2 separate regions of the Homo sapiens genome follow, and region 1 is linked to region 2. Evidence: chromatin loops called from intact Hi-C (ENCODE). Cell type or tissue: B cell. All regions are shown on one strand. Each heading gives the region's core, and the rest is flanking DNA. Links, peaks and the distances in the headings are about the cores only. Region 1 holds the start of MPIG6B (megakaryocyte and platelet inhibitory receptor G6b). Region 2 holds the start of DXO (decapping exoribonuclease).

Region 1 (12,268 bases), core at 2,524-10,523, 240 kb before region 2:
ATTAATTGCTGAATTTGGGTCCCTGGGTCCCTGCTGGGCATTGATAGGGGCATGCTGGTGGAAATTGGGGGAGGAATGGGTCAAATTAATCTCCATTCAGCCCCCACTCGGTCTTTCCAATGCCTGCTCAGCAATAAGTGACTCACTGATGGCTTCTGTGATGCCACAGCAGCAGAGGCAGGGGCTGGGGCTACTCATCCAGGAGAGCCACCACAGGTCTGCTAAGTAGGGCTGCCTCAGGCTCCCATGAAGGTTCTCAGGATGTCACCCGTGCTCCACTTGCGCTTGGTGTGGCCTTGTTGCTCCAGTCCAGCAGCAGCAATTGTCCTAGGTGTGGCTGTGTGCACCTGCTCCAAAGCACCTCCCCAGTCAAAACCTGCCAACTTGGGCAGGGTACCAAGCCAGGAGGAACAGCATGGGCACAGAGAGGTGAGGTAGAAGCTAAAATAAGAATAGAAATAGTAGGCCGGGTGTGGTGGCTCACACCTGTAATCTCAGCACTTTGGGAGGCCGAGGTGGGTGGATCACAAGGTCAAGAGATCGAGACCATCCTGGCCAACATGGTGAAACCCCATCTCTACTGAAAATACAAAAATTAGTCAGGTGTGGTGGCATGCACCTGTAGTTCCAGCTACTCAGGAGGCTGAGACAGGAGACTCACTTGAATCCAGGAGCCGGAGGCTGCAGTGAGTCGAGATTGCACTCCAGCCTGGCCACAGAGCAAGACTCTGACTCAAAAAAAAAAAAAAAAAAAAGAATAGAAATAGTAATAATAATGGCAAGCACTTACATAGTGATCCTATGTATTCTAAGCAGTTTACATGTATTACTTTATTTCGTTATCACAATCCCCTACAAAACAGGAGTTTTTTTTGTTGTTGTTTTTGAGACAGGGTCTGGCTGGCTCTGTCGCCCAGGCTGGAGTGCAATGGCCTGATCACAGTTCACTGCAACCTCGACCTCCTGAGCTCAAGCGATCCTCCCTCCTCAGCCTCCTAAGTAGCTGGGATTACAGGCGCACCTGAAAAGTTAAGCAGGCCAAAGCATTTGTGTAAATGGCCCGAGCACACATTTTAAGTGAGAACCATTTGAAGACTCCGAGTTTGCCTGCGAGGATTCCCAAAGGGATCTGGGCAGCTGGTGGCCCCGCCCCCTCTCTTATCGGAGCCCCCCAGCCCCTCCGTTCTCCCCACGCCTAACTTCCCTCCGGTCCCCCCCCAACCGGCCCCACGCCGCTGATTCGCTCGCAGCTTCTCCTCACCACATCCTAACCATGGCTGTGTTTCTGCAGCTGCTACCGCTGCTGCTCTCGAGGGCCCAAGGGAACCCTGGGGGTAAGCGATCCCTGGGAGAGTTGTGATAGACGCAGAGGGGCTGAAGCAAGATAAGGGCCGCCTAGTAGGGTGGGTTGTGTGTGGGAAGATCCAGGATGGCTGGAGTGCAGAACAGAGAAGAGAAAGAGGAGACGGGATGGAGGGTCGTCTTGCCCTGTGGACGTGCCCTAACCACAGCCTCCGGCCTCTCCTAGCTTCTCTGGACGGCCGCCCTGGGGACCGGGTGAATCTCTCCTGCGGAGGAGTCTCTCATCCCATCCGCTGGGTCTGGGCACCCAGCTTCCCGGCCTGCAAGGGCCTGTCCAAAGGACGCCGACCGATCCTGTGGGCCTCTTCGAGCGGGACCCCCACCGTGCCTCCCCTCCAGCCTTTCGTCGGCCGCCTACGCTCCCTGGACTCTGGTATCCGGCGGCTGGAGCTCCTCTTGAGCGCGGGGGACTCGGGCACTTTTTTCTGCAAGGGCCGCCACGAGGACGAGAGCCGTACAGTGCTTCACGTGCTGGGGGACAGGACCTATTGCAAGGCCCCCGGGCCTACCCATGGTAGGTGCAGGCCTGTGCGCACAAGGGTACTTAACTCCGACACATACCCGGAGGAGGGAAGAGGGCCTTGGCTGGGGGTTCTTGAGCGGGACTGCTGGCTGTCCCTCGTCAAACCCCTGACCTCAGCATCCCTCCCCGCCACGCCTTTCCCCCAGGGTCCGTGTATCCCCAGCTCCTGATCCCGCTGCTGGGCGCTGGGTTGGTGCTCGGACTGGGAGCTTTGGGCCTGGTCTGGTGGCTGCACAGGTGAGCAGGAGGGACCCGGCCTCGTTAAATGGGGAGTGACCAGAGGTGGAAGGGGCAGGACCAGAACCTTCGCAAAAGAAAGAGCTAGACCTAGAGCTCTGGTCCTGGCTTGGCGAAGAATGGGAGAGGTCAAAGGTGGGAGCGAGGCCGCTGACTGGTGAGTAGAGCCCCACCAGAGCAGATGAGCTGGAAGTGCAGCAGAGTTAGAGCCTGGGCTGGACTGTCGGTGGGGTAGAGTCTAAGTTGTTTCCGGTCTGAGCCTTCAAGTTGCTGGGCTGTCCTTGGCGTGGCGAGTCCCAGGAGAACCAGTGAGACAAGACTGGTGGTTCTCAAAGACTCATATGTCCCTTACAGGCGCCTGCCCCCGCAACCGATTCGACCACTCCCTAGATTTGGTGAGACTAATTCCACCCCATTTTCTTTCTCCTACATGCCCACTCCCCACCCCTCAATTCCTGAGTCTGAGCCCTTGCTGGGAGCAGACACGTTGGTCACCTTCTCTCCATCCTTCAGCTCTGTCCCCCCCACATAGCTCCACTTGTGAAAACCGAGCCCCAGAGGCCAGTAAAGGAGGAAGAGCCCAAGATTCCAGGGGACCTGGACCAGGAACCGGTAAGGGCATGGGGATGGGAAGGGGATAGCCAGAATCTCTGAGGAAAATGGACCAAAAAAAAAAAGGCCTGAACCCCAAGGAAGACTGTGGAGACCATCTTGTCTTCCTCCCCTTCCTCCTCCAGAGCCTGCTCTATGCGGATCTGGACCATCTAGCCCTCAGCAGGCCCCGCCGGCTGTCCACAGCGGACCCTGCTGATGCCTCCACCATCTATGCAGTTGTAGTTTGAAGGGAAGCCCTTACTCCAAACCTCCCAAGCTAGGGGATCCCAGCTCCCCATAATCCCTCTCCCCTCCTTGGTTCCTCACCTGGAAGAGGAAGGCACCATGGTATAGAAATAAGTGCTAGACTGGGAGTTGGGAGACCTGGGTTCCAGGCTGTCTCTGCCACTGGTCTTACTTCTAAACTTACTCCCATCTCTCCTATAACCTCCATGTCTCCCTCACCACCAGTGTCCTCTCTATACCCAATCAAGCCCTAGCTCCTTTTTTTTTTTTTTTTGAGACGGAGTCTCGCTCTGTTGCCCAGGCTGGAGTGCAGTGACACCATCTCCCTCACTGCAAGCTCCGCCTGCCGGGTTCACACCATTCTCCTGCCTCAGGCTCCTGAGTAGCTGGGACTACAGGCGCCCGCCACCACGCCCAGCTAATTTTTTGTATTTTTAGTAGAGACGGGGTTTCACTGTGTTAGCCAGGATGGTCTTGATCTGCTAACCTCGTGATCCACCCGCCCCGGCCTCCCAAAGTGCTAGGATTACAGGTGTGAGCCACCGCGCCCGGCCTGATTCTTTAAGCTGTTTTTCTTTGTTGCTGGTGTTTTCTTTTTGGACTCCTCTTCCTTGCTCCATATCCCTACAGTATTTCCCACCATTCTAGGTTTGTCCCTTTCTCTTCTTCTGGGACACTCTCATCAACAGTCAGTCCTCAGCCCCCTCCTCTGCAAATGACACTCAGAACTCTCTCTGGCTCAGATCTCAGATTTGGGATTAACAAACTTCCACTTAGACATTCTGCCTGACTGACCTCAGGCATTTCGCACTCTGAATGTCAAACCCAACTCATTGTCATCTCTGAAGCTGCTCACTTAATTCTCCTCTGTATTCTCTTTAACAACCCAGTTGCCCAACCCAGAAACTGGGAGTCACGCAGACCTCCTTTCTCTCTTACTCCCACACAATGAGCCATGAAGTCCAGTCTTTCTATCTTAACATCACTGTCAAACCCACACTGTATTCCATGCCCAGCGCTGCCACGTGAATGTACTCTGCTCACTTCCTTCCTGGATTACCCATAGCCCCACCTCATCCTCCTACCCTTGCTTTCCTCCCTGAAGTCAGAGAGATCCTACTCAAGAGATAACTGCTCCTGACAGCCCTTATTACAGAACTGAAGTACTCTCCTTAGCTTCAGCTCTGTGCCCACGTGCCTTGGCTTTGGATACAAGGTACTACAGCACTTTGTCCACTCTCCAGGCTTACCTGTGTCATTCCACATGCACATCTTAGAAAATGCCAGCCTTAGAGAATTCTCCCTAGCCCCAAAATGTCTTTGCCCAGTGCAATTCCTTCTTCCTGTATTACCCCTTTCCCTCCTTCACACTATCTGCCTGGCTAATTCTTATTTATCCTTAGTTCAAGTATGGCCTTTTCTGGGAAGGTGACCCTCCTTGGCCACCCCTTGCATATACTTTGATGCCCTAGGGCGCACCCCCTTTATTTCCCTCATAGAAACAGCCTTCTGTAAATTGTTCCATGACAACCTGTATTTCAATTTGTAAGAAATTTGCATGTACTGTGAGCTCCCCAACGTCAGGAGACTGACCCTTTTGATATCATTGCTAAGCCTCATTAAATGAATGAATGAAAATGAATGTCCCTGGAAGTGTCATTTCTTTTTCTTTATCAAATAGGGGTGGACTGGTAATCTACCAGTCTCTGAATCATCTAACATTTAGATAAATTCAGTGAGCAATCCACCCATACACTCTTTTCTCTGCCCTGGACACACTTCCCATGATAGAAATTCTGTCTTGTTCATCTTGTGCTCAAGTACCTATGACATGGTTGGGCAATGAGTTGATAAGTACCTAACAAGATTTTTGAATAAGAGGCCTTCTTCCCTGCACTGACCCCAAACTCAGGTTTCAGCCCTGCCCTATCCCTTTGCCCCAGTAAGACACCAGTCACAGCCCAGTCTAAAAGGTCAATTCTATTTTATTGGTTCTGAGAGGGAGGATTCACCCAGTGGATCCTTTTCCCTACACTCTCCCCTCCCCCAATATTGAGGCTCTCTCCCAACTACTGCCTATTCAGCATTCTCTATCTAACCCTCCTTCCCCTTCTACTTCCTATACTATCCTACCCCTGGCCAGCAGTACCCCAAGGCCAGGCCCTCAGCTGTGGGGGCGTGTGCTGAGCACCAAGCAGAGGGAGCTGAGCCCGGCGCCAGCCTTCTCCAGTTCTGAGCAGGACACAGGTACCAGGGTGACATCAGAGAGCTTCTGCAGTGCCTGCACAGGGAAGACATGGAGTGGGGAGAGGGGAGTGAGACCTCAGGCTGAGCCAGGCCACTCTTCCAGCCAGCTCAGAGTGGCCCCACCCAGGCTTCTAGAGAAGGTACCCTTCCTTCCTCCCACTAGGAAAGCCTGAAACTCTTTTCTCTGATGGTGCTTGGTGTTGGAGTTCCTGCCCTCTCTCACCTCCTGGCTGTTGGGCAGATCCCCACCTCCACGGTGCAGGAGGAAAGGGGGCACACCAGGCAACCCAGGACGAAGAAAGAGACAGTCAGCAGCTGCGTCATCTGGGAGGGTCAGGGAGGCATATGGGTGATCTGTCAGCACTGCCATTGCCTAGAGGAAAGAGGAAGTGTTCGAGTCTCAGAACCTCTCCACAGCTGTGTCTGCCTGCTCAACCACCACTAAGGGCTGGGGACGGACTGACATTTGTGGAAAATAATGACAGCAAGCACATAGAGCTTACGATATGTCAGACACTAAGTACTTTAGTTACCTTTGCTAATTTCCACCTTGGAATCACATGCAGTTATTTTCAACCCCCTACCTTCCCCAGCCCCTCCTATCTGTCCTACCCATCCTTAGAGTCACAGTTTAGGTGCCACCTTTGGGGTTTCCTGAAACTCCGGAAGAGCAAATTAATCACCCCTGTTCCCAGTCCTGCTGTTGTAACTTCTTATTTTCTCCTGTGTTCTTTCATGTAAGATGGACAGCCCATTGAGGGCAGGGGTTAGGGCTAATTTCCTAAGCCTCCCAGCTCCCGGCCTCCCGGGCCCAGAACTGCGCCCACTTTCGTTGGCCCCGCCCCCTCCTCACCCGGACAGCCTTTTGGGCAGCGTCGCTGCTGCCTGCCACAACAGTGCGAGGTCCCCCCATGCCGCAGAGACCGCGCAGGTGGGAGGGACCCGAGACTGGCACAGTGGAGACGGCGAAGTCCTAGGGAGAGCGAAGGGAGGTATTCAGGGGCGCGGGAGGGGTGATGGGGTATCTTCAAACATAGGCTGCTCTCTGCCTCTCATTTCCTCAGCGGGCGCCCAGGCCCTTCCGACCCCCACCTGCACCCCCTCCCTCCCTAGGCTGGTCCCGCTCCGCACCCGGAACGTGTCCGCCACGATCTCAGCTCCTCGGTGATTGGTCCATTTGGAGAGGCCTACGAAAAACTCCCGGCCTGAGTCCGGGAGGCCGCGGAGGTTTGAGGGCGGGAGTGAGTTAGAAACAAGGCTCCAGACGGCCGAGTCTCCCAAACTCTACTTCCCTGTGCCAAGACCTATGCCTCCCCCCAGCCTCACCGGTGAAGAGAACGTCAGTGCCATCCAGCGTCGCGTTCTCGTCTCCTATTTCCACAATTCGGAGCCCCAGGTCTTGCAGGGCTTTGCGGACTCCATCGACCTTAGGATAGGAGAAGAGGGCACGGAGCTGTGACACCCCCATCCTCAATTCTTCCCCAAAGCCCCGACATCCAGTTCCTTCTGCCTTTCCCCATACCACACCCGCGCCACGGCGCTCACCTCTGGCCTACGAGCGGGGCTCCAGGGCCGCGTGATTAGGGCCGTGTCCCCTTGGATCACGGCCGTGTCGCCAAGCAGCGGTCCCAGCGGCAATGACTCCTCAGGTGGCAGTTCTAGCAGCTGTAGCCCCAGTCGTTGCCTCAGTTTACCTCCCAGCACCCCGTGCTCCCTTTGAGCTTTGGCCAGATCCAGAGCGGGAAGGCCAGCCCCCGCACCTTCCCCCGACGCCAGGCTCTCTGGGACTCCCCGGATCAGGGCATGGGAGCAGCGGCCCAGCCCCTCCCCCGGCGTCCCCATCCCATCCACACAGACTCCCCCTCCAACCGCTCGGATTTCTTAGTTTTCTTGTTTCTTCACCTGTCTGGGAGAAGAAACAGAAAAGGAGGAGACAGAGAAAAAGACATGCAGACAAGGGCGTTGGGGGTGGTTAAGAGCGCCCAGGTCTTCCTCCTGCCATCTCTAGGCGTCCCTCCCACTCCGCCCCACCCACTCCAGACCTTCCGCTCCTGTCGACCTCACTCTACCCAGCACCCTCAGGGGTCAGATTCTTTAAGAGGAGCCTGAGGAACAAGGCTAGGGTCTCTAATCTCCAAAACACCTGTTGCCCCTGCTTGGGGGCTTGTGAGGTCCCTGTCGGGCGCCCCTCTTGGCAGCCACTAGGATGCGCTCACTCCCCAAAAATGCAGCAGCCCCGCCCCCTTAACCCTCAGCTGCTCGCTACCGCAGGGACTGGAAGTCCAGCCCGCGACCCGCAGGGGTTATGGGACAGAAGGAGAAAGCTGGAGAGGCAGGGGCTGGGGAATGGAAGTCCTGAATACCCGAACGAGAAGGGAGAGAGGTGGGTAGGAAGGGAGGAGTTCGAGCCTAAGGAGTTAAGCATCCTCTCTCCGCCCTGGCTGGTCACGCTGCCCCTAGCGCGACCTAGTATAAACCAGACCGAGTCCCGAAGGACTGGGAGAGGTCTAAAACGAAATGCGAGGGGCGGGGTAACAGGGGGCGTGGTTCCGGGGCGCTGGCACTACTCCCGGCTCCAGGACCCGGTTCCCCGTCTATGTCCCAAAGTCCACCCCGCCTAGCTCCGCGCCCAAATACCGGCTCCCCATACTCTCTGTCTGGTGCAGGCATGGGCCCGGCACCCCCAAACTCCGGCCCCCACACGGTTCAGGGCCCCCCACGCAAGACTCACCTCCAGCGGCCACCCCCACTCCTGTCGCGCTGTGATCTCGGCTGGGGCCCCACCCCCCGAGGACAGAGTTGGTGGAGAAGGGAGTCCCCGTCTTCAAGCCTCGGGGACTGGGAGCTCTGGCTTTTAGCGCGGGTCCTTGTGTAGGCGAGCTCATATACTACGATGGGGCAGGGGCGCGACGGTCTGGCGGCTCCGGGGCATTGTCTAAGCGGGACGGGGCGGGGCTTCTTCGGGCCACGCCCATTCCGCCCTGCTAAGCCTCGCCCATTACATCCAGACTGCGCCCCCCTTGCCAGAAATCGGCACCGCCCAGCGAGCGCTGCCCAGGCCCACCCAGATCTGGCCGGCCCTGGCGACGGGGCTGCAAACGCTTCGTAGACCTCAGAACAGCGCAACGGCGGACCGGCGGACCGGCACGAAACATAGCAGCCCCACCACAAACATTTCCCTTCTTAATTCCTGGCTTCTGCCCTGAGCTCAAGATCACTGACCCACCCCTCATTCCATGTCGCCCACACTTTAAATCCCCATTGCGTAAAAACACTTGATTTTTATTCTGTATTTTATTACTGAAATATGTTGTCCTACTCATCCCACCCCACAATAAAAATCTGACCCAGGCCCCCCATTTCTTTCCCTCATCCCCTCTTCCACCACACCATCCCGGAACAAGTGCTCCAGGATTCCCTGCCCACTGGCCATTTTGGAGTGTGTCCATTGGGTAGCAATGTGGAAACCACCAGGGCCTTTGTGGAGAAAATGGAGGGGGTTGAGGGAGTCCCAGGAGGGGCTTATTTGAGGGCCTTTGCCACTTGCTCATAGGCGAGCTCGATCTCCTCATCATCTGGACAGGTGGAAGCGAATTCTTCCCGGGCGTAGGCATTGCTCAAGTACCGATGCACTCCCCGGAAGGCCTCGGGGATGGTGAATCCCCGGTACTTCTTACACACCACCTGAGGATGGGGAGAGGAGAGGGACCAACATGTTAGACCCAGGGAAGCCACCTTGGCTTTCCCTTCTCCCCAGGCCGACATGATAAAACCAGCTCAACTCCTCACTGTCTTGTACTGTCGTTAGCCTTCCTTCTCACTTACTGAAATCCTGGCTTTTAATAACCAGCCATTTTTCCTGAGTTTTTAAAACTTGAGATATAATTTACTTATAAAATTCTCCTCTTGAATTTCCACAGTGACTTTTTCCCCCTATACCACTTCAGGCACTGACACAGGTGACTTTTGTCTCTATATTTTTCATCAGACTTTTTTTTTTTTGAGATGGAGTCTTGCTGTCACCCAGGCTGGAGTGCAATGGCGCGATCTTGGCTCACTGCAACCTCCGCCTCCCGGGTTCAAGTGATTCTCCTGCCTCAGCCTCCCAAATAGCTGTGATTACAGGTGCCCACCACCATGTGCGGCTAATTTTTGTAATTTTAGTAGAGATGGGGTTTCACCATGTTGGCCAGGCTGGTCTCGAACTCCTAACCTCAGGTGGTCCACCAGCCTTGGCCGCCCAAAGTGTTGGGATTATAGGCGTGAGCCACCACGCCCGGCCCATCTGACTTTTCATCATATATTCTTAACTTTCATGTGAATATTTTATTGTCTCAGATTTCAACCCTTTGAGAGCAAGGCCCAGTCACCATACACTTGTGTATCTTTCAATGCTTAGTACACAGATGTTCACTACATAGTTGTGTGGCAGACTGATGTCAGGCCCATGTTGCACAAACTAAACCATAGCTTTGAGACTATGACAAAAACATGGGAACCAGCAGTTTTGATCTTCCACAAGAGGAAGTGAAGACTGAAGTTATAAAGAAAGTTAAAGCTTTGACTTTAGGAAAAGCCTGCTCTGTCTAATCTGGGAATTTGGCAGTGATACCGAGACAGGAAGAGCATTCTTCAAAAGTAATACTGGGATGTATTCCTCTTTGCTAGTCTGTTTGCACCCATGACTTACATCATGGAATATAATTATCTCAAGCAGTGGTCTTGTTAGCAATGACTGCTGCAAAGGACTGGGGTGGGGTCTGCCATTGGTAGCAATTTATGAAAACCACCCTAAGAAAGAAATCGTCTTTAGAGTGGTTGTCAGGGGAAGCCCATGTGGGAGCTCCTTAAAGGGCCACTCCAGTGGTCATCCTCTCCTCCCGCAATAACCACACACCTGTACTATGTGTAACTTTGGCAACAGGTTGCAGTCAGCCAGGGTGAGCTCGTTGCCATCCAAAAACTTCCTCTGAGAGACACCTTCATCTTCAGCACTGGTTTCATCCACTTCTTCTGGGAGGGGGGATGTTAAGTAATTGTCTAAAACCTTCAGGGCTTTCAGGAGTCCCTTCTCCAGATCTGTGCAAGAGAGGGAACTGATTAGAACTTCAGGAAAAGATTGACATAGTCCGAAAAGGCCCGTTGGGGGTGGATACTAATGGTGAGTCCAAAATAATAATAGCTAACACTCATGTAGTTACTTTTCTATGTGTTATTCTAAGCACTTTACATTTTATTTTATGTTAGACGGAGTCTTGCTCCGTTGCCCAGGCTGGAGTGCAGTGGCATGATCCCGGCTCACTGCAACCTCTGCCTCCTAGATTCAAATGATTCTCCTGCCTCAGCCTCCTGAGTAGCTGGGATTACAGGTGCCTGCCACCACAACTGGCTAATTTTTGTATTTTTTTCAGTAGAGACCAGTCATGTTGGCCAGGCTGGTCTCCAACTCCTAACCTCAGGTGGTGCGCTAGCCTCGGCCTCCCAAAGTGAACACTTTACATTTTACAAACTCATTTATATCGCCGGGTGCAGTGGCTCACTCCTGTAATCCCAGCACTTTGGGAGGCCGAGGCAGGTGGATCACCTGAGGTCGGGAGTTCAAGACCAGCCTGGCCAACATGGTGAAACCCTGTCTCTACTAAAAATACAAAAATTAGCTGGGCGTGGTGATGCACGTCTGTAATCCCAGCTACTCAGGAGGCTGAGGCAGGAGAATTGCTTGAACCCGGCAGGCAGAGGTTGCAGTGAGCTGATTGCACCACTGCACTCCAGCCTGGGCGACAGAACGAGACTCCATCTCAAAAAAAAAGAAAAAAAAAAATTTATATCAACCCATGAAATAGGTATTGTCATCCTAATTTTGTGGATCTGGAAATGGACTTACAGAGAGGTGAAATGATTGCTCAAAATTATACGGCTAGTTGGATTTGTACTCAGGTAGTCTGGATCTAGAGTGATGACTGTTCTTAAGCATGACCCTATTCTGCCAGAAAACAGGCCAGCAGCCAACTAACGTCCTCAGTGGGGCAGAAGAGGCTAGGGAACAAATGAGAAAAGCTTAAAAGTCTTGGCCAATGAAAATGCAGGGAAATATAGAGGTAAAGCAAAAATGGGAAGCTGGGGGAAATTTACGAACATCTGCTTCATCTCCCTGATATCTGAACGTCCAGGTGCCCCTAATGTCTCCTACCCGCTGGGTCCTCTCTATTCCTCCCAGGACCCAGGCCTCTGACCCACAAGACTCACTGTCATTGAGTGCTGGGTTTGAATTCTTGATGTAGGCAGAAAATTTGGCAAATATGTCCAGCCCAGCTGTGTTGGACTCAGGGTTCAGAGCTGCCAGCTTGGGGTACCTGAAAGCCAATGGGAAAAATGAGGTAAGATGTCTTCCTGGGAGGAACCTCAGCTAGCTCTCCTGCCCCAGCCCCACCACCATCTCTGTTTTCCATTTCTGCAAACTGTCTGTTTCCCAGAATCTCCCTGCTCCACCTCTCCACTTTCTGAGTGCCCCTATACCTGGGAGGGCACAGCACTGCCTCCAGAAATTCCTCAATCTTGTTGGTGTCTGTGTGCACTTCAGTGCCATACAGCAGGAATGGGAGCTGCCCCCCTGGGCACAGCTTCTGCACTGTCTCGGTCCGCCTGGAGAAAGGATCAGGAATCAGGACTGGAAATGGGGGTCAGGAAGAACCAGAAAGGGGGAATGGAGGACGTGGGATAAGAAAGGGACTCCAGGGGGAGGGCAAAAATGTTCATGACAGAAGGACTCGGGTGGGTGTGTGTTTGCACACATGTGTACACCAGGGGTGTTTCAAGGAACATAAGCAGGCCTACCTTTTGGTGTCAACGGTGGTAACATTGAAGGTGACTCCCTTGAGCCACAGTACCATGAACAGTCTCTGGGAGAATGGGCAGTTCCCAATCTTGGCCCCATCACTGCCAGCCTGAAAAGTAACCCCAACCCAAGGTTATGCCTGATGCACCCCACCCATCCCTAGGCCAGTCCCTGCATTCCCACTCCCAGACCAGCTGTTTTCTGCCTAGTCATGACACATACAC
Region 2 (9,192 bases), core at 1-8,000:
CCAGGTGACCCCCTCCAGCCCTGTAAGTGCCCCAAGGATGGAAAATGGCTGCCTTCTTGATCTGGTCCTTCCCTGTCCTGGAGCAGGAAGGCAGGCCTTAACCTCTCCTTCTTTCCTGCAGGGAATAGAACGTGTCCGGGCTGTGGCCAAGCGGATTGGTGAGGTCCAGGTGGCTTGTGGCCTGAACCAGACGGTGGAGGAATTTGTGGGGGAGCTGAATTTTGGGCTGGTTGAGGTTGTATATGAGTGGGCCCGGGGCATGGTGAGTACCTGAGGTTTGGGATTTTGCAGACGGCTGGCTGGGGAGAACCTGCCCAGGCTGAGTGCATCCAGTCCTCACCCTACTTTCCCCACAGCCCTTCTCCGAGTTGGCAGGGCTCTCAGGGACCCCTGAGGGCCTGGTGGTCCGCTGCATTCAGCGCCTGGCTGAGATGTGTCGCTCACTGCGGGGGGCAGCCCGCCTGGTAGGAGAGCCTGTGCTGGGTGCCAAGATGGAGACAGCGGCTACCTTGCTACGGCGGGACATCGTATTTGCGGCCAGCCTCTACACCCAGTGAATGCCCCATGTAAAAACATGATGATAAAACAGCAAAGCACTGTTGTGTGCTTGAGTTGCTGGACAGGGATGACTCAGCTAAGAAGACAGCGAGAGAACCTCTTAGAAATATGCTTTTATTATCTGCACACAGAGATATGACTGCCTCCCTCTAAAGCATTACTATTTGGGAGAGGGAGTCTTGGGGGGTGATGGGAGGTCCTGAGTCATAGCTTCCACATACCATATGGGCAGGAAGGCGTAAGGTGCATCTTGGTGTACAGACACGGTGACTGGGCCGCCAGGCTCCCAAGAGAAGAGATGAACGAGCCTGGGGGGCAGATGGAGGCATCAGTTGAGGGCCAGAGGCTGGATCCTGGGATCCAGAGGGGAGGGACAGAGCTGAATGCCTCACCTGGGGTCATCCTGGACAACCGTGCTCTGGGCAAAGCTAAGGAAGGCGGCACAGAAGTTCATGCACACAGAGGGATTCCAGCCGTCACGGTCATTCTGGAGCAGGCAGAGGAGGAGGCAGAAGATGGGCAGTGGGGGTGGTGGGAGGAGAGAAGGCAGGCTGTTGCCCTGGATGCTAGACCTGTGGTCTTGGTGTTTGGGGATACGGGTGGGAGCTGCAACATCGTTCCCTTACCCTGACATATTCAAACATCTTCATGGTAGGAAAGGTCTTGAGGGAAGAGACAAAACCGTCTGGGTTACGGAAGCCAGCAACAACATTCGGGACCCCTGGGAGGAATGACTGAGCCCACCATTTCAGGAGCTTGTGTCTGACAGGAAAAGCAAGGGATCAGTGGGACCCCTCGTGCACCCTCCATTCTGCCTTCACCCTCCTCCCCAAGTCCCTTTCCCAGCCTTCAAGCCTAAGCTCTCGCCCTGCCCACCCCGATCCTGAACCTGTAGAAACTCCTCCATTGGCCAGGGCTGTGCATCTCCTTGGAGGTCTTGAGCTCCACATAGCAGGTTGGGGGCTGTGTGGATGGGGCTTGGGGGTCTGTGCAGTCTACCTCCCCTGAGAAGAGCAGAGGGTGGCTTCCCAGGCGGCTGCGTAGCACAGAGCAGAAGGCCACGTTGGTGTTAACCTCCCCAGAGGGGTCTGGGGAGCTTCCAGGTTTGTCTGCACAAGGAGAGAAGCAGCAGCAGGCGTGGGGGGCTCTCAACCTCTGGGAAGGGGAAGGGGGCTATGAAGCAGGGGCAACTCACCTGCACACATGTACTGCTCAAATTTGTATCCCATGTACATAAGCTCCCGGAGGAGCGGTGGCCGAGCAAGCCTCTGGGCCCGAGCGTTCGGTGTCTCCACTTCACTCAGGTATAGTGTTCCCTGGAACCGGGAGGCTGCCAGCTGCCAGCCCTCCTGCCGCTCATACGGTGTCGTCAGCAGTTTTGTCAGGTGCCCCCGCCACGTCACTATGGCCTCTGCCAGCCAGCCTGGACCCCTGAGAGGCAGGAGTTACAGGCTGAAGGTCTGACACAAGCATTAGTGAGATGCTCCCCTCGAAGAATAGTCTTGTTTCTTCTAAGGACTGATTCTCACCCCGGCTTTGGCTCTCCTAATTTTAGAGGGTAGGTACGGGTCTCCAGATATACTGCCTACCACGCTTTGCTCACCCCTCCAACCGGCCTCGGTGTTCCAGGAGCCAGCACAGCAGGTGGTCCAGCCTTTCCTGGACCTCCTCGTCCCGGGGCTGGTATCGATCCGGGTATCCGTCTCTGAGGTCAAAGTTGGGGCCTGGACCGTTAGTGGGGGGTGGGCTATAGTAGCGCAGGGCTCGGGCATCTCCATGGTACTGGCGTTGAGCATCCAGGGAGAAGCAGCCCAGTTCCGAAGGGCGCCGGTAGAAAGGAAAGGGCCCAGAGTAGAGGGCAGGGTCTGTGGGCAGAGAAGGTGCTGGACGAGGTAGTTTGTTCCGAGGCTCAGCTACCTCTGTCTTCTCAGCTCCTCTCTTGGTCCCCCTGGGATCCATGAGGTCCTAAGACAAGCAGGGGTACAGAGTTTCCATTCTACAGAGGAGGCCTGGAGAAGGATGACTGGTTTAGGACTAAGCGAGCCACCTGATCGCCAGGCTCTGGCCTTGAAACATTCAGGCCCCTCAGACGCCACCGCGGCCAAGCTCTCATCCTGCCTCTTTCCTTGCCCTTCACCCACCCTCCCTCCAGGTCCTCCAAATGCAGTGAGGTTAGGAAGGACGTCTGCGCTCAGATCAAGAATCCAGTTACCTCAAAGCTCCCCAACTTCCACCTCCGCAGAGCTATGACGTCATGGCAGGCACGCCAGAGGCCGAAGGATGCAAAAGTGGTTTTCTGCTTTCGATGATGCAATCATTCAGCGACAGTGGCGGGCAAACCCCTCCCGGGGCGGGGGAGGTGTGAGCTTCACGAAGGAGGTTGACACCAACGTGGCCACCGGCGCCCCTCCACGCCGCCAACGAGTCCCCGGGCGTGCGTGCCCTTGGAGGGAGCCAATCCGCGGCCGGCGTGGGGCCCGGCCTGGCGGAGGTGATGCTGGTATGTGCGTCGCCACCGCCCCTCCCAGCACTGACGGGCCTGAGGGACGACAAGTTGACGCTCCTTTCGTCATCACCTGGTCTAGGAGGGACGCCCGGGGAGACCGTACGTCACTGCTCTGCGCCGGAAGACCCTATTTTCAGGTTCTCTTCCCTCCATTCCTACCCCTTCCCCGGTACCATAAAATCCCGGGATATGAGCTGGAAGAGGCATCACCTGATCCCGGAGACCTTTGGAGTTAAGAGGCGGCGGAAGCGAGGGCCTGTGGAGTCGGATCCTCTTCGGGGTGAGCCAGGTAACCATGGCAACCCCGGGGGTGGGGCCTCGCTTCCGGTAGCCGAGAGTTTTGTTAGAACCGCGTCCCCGCCCCAGTTCCCTGTCCGTGAGCCGATTTATCTGCCCAGGGTCGGCGCGCGCGGCTGTCTCAGAACTCATGCAGCTGTTCCCGCGAGGCCTGTTTGAGGACGCGCTGCCGCCCATCGTGCTGAGGAGCCAGGTGTACAGCCTTGTGCCTGACAGGACCGTGGCCGACCGGCAGCTGGTGAGGGGCGTCGGTGCGACCGCCGGAAGCCCCTTTCCTAACTCCTGGAATTCCCTGTCACTCAGTCACTCCGCCAGCCGTTCAGCAAGCATTAGGCCTTTCAGGCGAGGGCACTGTGCCAGGCACTGGGGTGCCACAGAGACCCTGTTAAAAGTCCCGCAGGTAGTACAGGGCATTTCAAATCATGGAGGTAGAAGAACGAGGCTTTTGGGGAAACCGAGTCATGGGGCATGGTTCGAACATACAGCGCTGGGAGTGCAGTCAGACGTCAGATCATGACAGGCCTTGTACATCAGTGTTGTTTCCATCTTACACTGAGGCGATGGGCTGGTAGAGAATATCATAGAGAGAGGGAATGGTGTATTGGAGATAGTGGATGAGGCAGGGAGGTCAGCTAAGAAGATACTGCATCTGAGAAGTGGTGAAGGCCTAAATTAGGTCAGTGCAGTAGGGAGGGAGAGGAGAGTGAGGAAGAGGGAGGAGTCCAGGACAACTCAGACTTTCCAGATGACTGCGTGGCTGGTGGTATTAGGAGCACATTTAGTTGTTGGACTACAGATAATGTGTTTAATTTTATACAAGTTGAGTTGATGGTGCATGTGGAGCATCCAAAGACAAAGGTATTAGACAGTTGGATATGAGAGTTGGAGAGAATTCTGGGCCAGTGATAATAGAATTACAAGTCATGGAGGTGTGAATAGCAAGTGGTTAATTCTGTGATGTGGTGAGATCCAGTAGGAAGAGTGGGTAGAGGAGTGATTTCTAACCTTTTTGTAATCTTTAGAAGGTGATAAAAGCTATGGCTATCTCTCTCCAGAAAAATGCACGTTTGCCACATATACATAGGGTGTATGTATAGTTAGGGGGGAAATATTTTACTAATCCTGCGAGGTCCGTGGTTAAGGACTCCAGGTTTAGAGTGGAAGTTAATAGGGTCAAATCCACAATGCTGGGAAACACCATCATTTAAGGCAGTGTTACTGAATATATGAGCTGAGTTATTATGCCTGTGTCAAAATTACGTGGGCTGCTTGTTAAAAAAAATACAGGTTCCTGGGACTCATCCAAGGTTAATGAATTACGCTCTCTTGGGGCGGGATTTGGGACTCTACATTTTTGAACTGCCTCAAGTGCTTTTTAAGTGTGCCTTAAAATTTGAGATCCACTGACATAAAGGGAAAGCAGAAGAAGAGGAATCTGTGACAGAGGCAGAGAGGGACTTGCCTGAGTTAAGAGGAACCCAGAGGCCGGCGCGGTGGCTCACACCTGTAATCCCAGCACTTTGGGAGGCCGAGGTGGGTGGATCTCTTGAGCTCATGAGTTTGATACCAGCATGGGCAACATGACATAACCCCATCTCTACAAAAAATACAAAAATTAGCCAGGCGTGGTGGTACGCGCCTATAGAGCTACTGGGGAGGCTGAGGTGGGAGGATTGCTTGAGCTGGGGAGGCGGAGGTTGCAGTGAGCTGAGATAGCACCGCTGCACCCCACCCTGGGTGATAGAGCTAGACTTTGTCTCAAAAAAAAAAAAAAAAAAAGTAACCCAGGAAGAGGCCTACTGTGAAAGTAAAGAGATTTTTGAGAAAGTGAAGTAGTTGGCAGTATTAGAACCTGTGATTCAAGACAGTGGTCTAAGAAGAGGGAAGAGGTAAAGTAAAATATAAACTGAAATCTAGGCTGAGTGTGGTGGCTCATGCCTGTACTCCCACCACTTTGGGAGACTGAGGCAGGAGTATAGCTTGAAACCAAAAGTTTGAGACCAGCCTGGGCAACAAAGTGAGACCCCATCTTTACTAAATAACTGAGATCCCATCTCTACTAAATAAATAAATTAAAACACAAAAATTCTTAGCTGGGCATGGTGGTGTGCACCTATTGTTCTAGCTGTTTGGGAAGTTGAGGCAGAAGGAGTGCTTGAGCCCAGGAATTTGAGGCTGCAGTGAGCTATGATTGCACGACTGCACTCCAGGCTGGGTAACAGAGGGAGACCCTGTCTCTAAAAAAATGAAAACAACAACAAAAAAACCCAGAACTGAAATCTGTCCATTGGATTTAGCAGGTAGAAGGTTAATAGTGATCTTTCAAGAAAAGAGGAAAGAAAAGGAAGGCAGTCTAGCACTCACTTGAGGTGAGCTAGTCTCCCTGACTAGGTCTCCCGTGAGGAAGCATGCCAGATGGAACCACTCCTTAAGGAGTATTTGTTGATTTTAATGTATTGGTGTTAGCTTTTGTTTTTAAAAACCTTTAAAAGTTGCAGAATGAAAATATAAACATATATAATTTAAATGATGTTTATAAAGCAGATACCTATCTAGCCACTCCCTAGGTCAAACTATAGAATATGACCAGTATCCCACATATATCCCTCTCTGATCAAAATGTCTCTGATCAGAATGTCCCTGGGAGGTGACTGCTGTGGTCATTGTTGCCTTAGTTTTCCCTTTTTTTTTTTTTTTTTTGAGGTGGAGTGTCGCTCTGTTGCCCAGGCTGGAGTGCAGTGGTGTGATCTCAACTCACTGCAACCTCTGCCTCCTGGGTTCAAGCAATTCTCCTGCCTCACTGTCCTGATTAGCTGAGACTACAGGCACGCGCCACCATGCCCAGCTAATTTTGGTATTTTTAGTAGAGATGGGGGTTTCATCATGTTGGCCATAATGGTCTTGATCTCCTGACCTCGTGATCTGCCCTCCTCGGCCTCCCAAAGTGCTGGGATTACAGGCATGATCCACCGCACCCGGCCTAATTTTGTATTTTTATAGGGATGGGGTTTCACCCTGTTGGCCAGGCTGGTCTCAAACTCCTGACTCAGATGATCTGCCTGCCTCGGCCTCCCAAAGTGCTGTTTTTTTTTTTTTTAATTGTCTTTTTGATAATTCCACTATTTTTTTTTTTTTTTGAAAAGTCTCCCATGTCTACCTCTTTCCACACAGACACGGCAACCATCCGATTTCTCAATCTTTTCCCCACCTTTTCCCGCTTTCTAGTCCACAAAACCACCATTGTCATCGTGGCCCGTTCTCAATGAGCTGTTGGGCACACCTCCCAGATGGGGTGGTGGCCGGGCAGAGGGGCTCCTCACTTCCCAGCAGGGGCGGCCGGGCAGAGGCGCCCCTCACCTCCCGGACAGGGCGGCTGGCCGGGCGGGGGGCTGACCCCCCCACCTCCCTCCCGGACGGGGCGGCTGGCCGGGCAGAGGGGCTCCTCACTTCCCAGTAGGGGCGGCCGGGCAGAGGCGCCCCTCACCTCCCGGACGAGGCGGCTGGCCGGGCGGGGGGGGCTGACCCCACCACCTCCCTCCCAGACGGGGCGGCTGGCCGGGTGGGGGGCTGACCCCCCACCTCCCTCCCGGACGGGGCGGCTGGCTGCGTGGGGGGCTGACCCCCCCACCTCCCTCCCGGACAGGGCGGCTGGCCGGGCAGAGGGGCTCCTCACTTCCCAGTAGGGGTGGCTGGGCAGGGGCGCCCCTCACCTCCCGGACGGGGTGGCTGGCCGGGCAGGGGGCTGACCCCCCCACCTCCCTCCTGGAGGGGGCGGCTGCCGGGCGGAGATGCTCCTCACTTCTCAGACGGGGCGGCTGCCGGGCGGAGGGTCTCCTCCCTTCTCAGACGGGGAGGCTGGGCAGAGACCCTCCTCACCTCCCAGACGGGGTCGCGGCCGGGCAGAGGCGCTCCTCACATCCCAGACGGGGCGGCGGGGCAAAGGCGCTCCCCACATCTCAGACGATGAGCGGCCGGGCAGAGACGCTCCTCACTTCCTAGATGGGATGGCGGCCGGGCAGAGACACTCCTCACTTTCCAGACTGGGCAGCCAGGCAGAGGGGCTCCTCACATCCCAGACGATGGGCGGCCAGGCAGAGACGCCCCTCACTTCCCAGACGGGGTGGCGGCCGGGCAGAGGCTGCACTCTGGGCACTTTGGGAGGCCAAGGCAGGCGGCTGGGAGGTGGAGGTTGTAGCAAGCCGAGATCCCGCCACTGCACTCCAGCCTGGGCACCATTGAGCACTGAGTGAACCAGACACCGTCTGCAATCGCGGCACCTCCGGAGGCCGAGGCTGGCGGATCACTCGCGGTTAGGAGCTGGAGACCAGCCCGGCCAACACAGCGAAACCCCGTCTCCACTAACAAAATACGAAAACCAGTCAGGCGTGGCGGCGCGCGCCTGCAATCGCAGGCACTCGGCAGGCTGAGGCAGGAGAGTCAGGCAGGGAGGTTGCAGTGAGCTGAGATGGCAGCAGTACAGTCCAGCTTCGGCTCGGCATCAGAGGGAGACCGTGGAAAGGATAATTCCACTATTACTTGTCTTTTGGGGTTTGTTTTTATTCTCTCTTTGAGTTTTGTTTCCTTATGCGCCCAGTTACTTTTGAAAATGTTCTGGGCAGATTTGCCTAGATTAATAAATGCCCTCCATGTTCCAATTACTTTTTTTTTTTTGAGACAGTGTCTTACCCTGTCACCAAGCTGGAGTGCAGTGGTATGATCTTGGCTCACTGCAACCTCTGCCTCCTGAGTTCAAGTGATTCTCCTGCCTCAGCCTCCCAAGTAGCTGGCATTACAGGCACCTGACACCACGCCCAGCTAATTTTTTTTTTTTTTTTTTTTTTGAGACGGAGTCTCGCTCTGTCACCCAGGCTGGAGTTCAGTGGCATGATCTTGGCTTACTGCAAGCTCTGCCTCCTGGGTTCACCCATTCTCCCGCCTCAGCCTCCCGAGTAGCTGGGACTACAGGTGCCCGCCACTATGCCTGGCTAATTGTTTTTTTTTTTGTATTTTTAGTAGAGATGGGGTTTCACCGTGTTAGCCAGGATGGTCTTGATCTCCGGACCTCGTGATCCACCCGTCTCAGCCTGCCAAAGTGCTGGGATTACAGGCATGAGCCACCGCATCTGGCCTATTTTTGTATTTTTAATGGAGACCGGGTTTCATCATGTTGGCCAGGCTGGTCTTGAACTTGAACTTCTGACCTCAAGTGATCCACCCTTAGCGTCCCAAAGTGCTGGGATTACAGGCATGAGCCACCGTGCCCGGCCCCAGTTATTTTTATTTTTATTTTTTGAGTTAGAGTCTCACTCTGTCACCCAGGCTGGAGCGCAGTGGCATGATCTCGGCTCACAGCAACTTTCTGGGTTCAAGCAGTTCTCCTGTGTCAGCCTCCTGAGTAGCTGGGACTACAGGCACACATCACCACGCCCGGCTAATTTTTGTAGTTTTAGTAGAGACGGGGTTTTACCATATTGGTCAGGCTGATATTGAACTCCTGACCTCAGGTGATCCACCCACGTCAGCCTCCCAAAGTGCCGGGATTACAGGCTTGAGCCATCTCGCCCGGCCTACTTAGATGTTATATTAGTGGTAATTCCTGTTATCCTGTGAGCTCTTTAGTGTCTAAACAATTTTTTTTAAGAGATGGGGTCTCACTGTGTTGCCCAGTTGCAATCATATCTTACTGCAGCCTCAAACTCCTGGGTCAAGTGATCCTCTTGCCTTAGTCTCCCAAGTAGCTAGGACCATAGGTGTCTGCCCCCACGCCTGGCTGTTTTTACATTTTTTGTAGAGATGTGGCGGGTGGGGGGGTCTCACTGTGTTGCCCAGAC

What was found. A loop is a pair of places that touch in the nucleus more often than their neighbours do. Peaks named below come from ENCODE experiments on the same cell type or tissue, not always from the same donor. Only the 100,000 strongest peaks of a DNase experiment are listed, where the experiment ranks them.
Region 1: a loop joins it to region 2, with 3.0 times the contacts of the local background. A loop is called at or near these places in 4 of 110 quality-filtered maps.

The regions. Positions count from the first base shown.
Region 1 is chr6:31,722,111-31,734,378 of GRCh38, forward strand. MPIG6B (megakaryocyte and platelet inhibitory receptor G6b) reads left to right here and starts at 1,263. Exons shown (of 6, transcript NM_138272.3): 1 at 1,263-1,334; 2 at 1,529-1,876; 3 at 2,032-2,122; 4 at 2,477-2,517; 5 at 2,655-2,734; 6 at 2,860-4,604. The coding sequence starts at 1,274. The coding sequence ends at 2,964. DDAH2 (DDAH family member 2, ADMA-independent) reads right to left here and starts at 7,189. Exons shown (of 6, transcript NM_001303007.2): 1 at 6,755-7,189; 2 at 6,536-6,635; 3 at 6,341-6,414; 4 at 6,063-6,182; 5 at 5,433-5,582; 6 at 4,930-5,243. The coding sequence starts at 7,051. The coding sequence ends at 5,127. CLIC1 (chloride intracellular channel 1) reads right to left here. Exons shown (of 6, transcript NM_001288.6): 2 at 12,044-12,153; 3 at 11,726-11,851; 4 at 11,456-11,562; 5 at 10,107-10,288; 6 at 8,489-8,893. The coding sequence ends at 8,732. RefSeq lists an enhancer at 11,728-12,268. In B cell, for the core only: a CTCF peak has its summit at 7,406; DNase peaks (open chromatin) are centred at 5,601, 7,441, 7,721, 8,091 and 2 weaker places; H3K4me3 peaks cover 3,263 bases; H3K27ac peaks cover 5,369 bases.
Region 2 is chr6:31,969,159-31,978,350 of GRCh38, forward strand. SKIC2 (SKI2 subunit of superkiller complex) reads left to right here. Exons shown (of 28, transcript NM_006929.5): 27 at 122-262; 28 at 357-593. The coding sequence ends at 557. DXO (decapping exoribonuclease) reads right to left here and starts at 2,980. Exons shown (of 7, transcript NM_005510.4): 1 at 2,771-2,980; 2 at 2,162-2,523; 3 at 1,754-1,989; 4 at 1,448-1,667; 5 at 1,185-1,320; 6 at 951-1,045; 7 at 657-866. The coding sequence starts at 2,517. The coding sequence ends at 719. It overlaps WHR1 (winged helix repair factor 1), which reads left to right and starts at 3,205. Exons shown (of 7, transcript NM_004197.2): 1 at 3,205-3,353; 2 at 3,463-3,599. The coding sequence starts at 3,254. RefSeq lists an enhancer at 2,767-3,477. In B cell, for the core only: no CTCF peak of the experiment used is centred there; DNase peaks (open chromatin) are centred at 72, 1,653, 1,963, 3,133 and 3 weaker places; H3K4me3 peaks cover 2,124 bases; H3K27ac peaks cover 3,186 bases.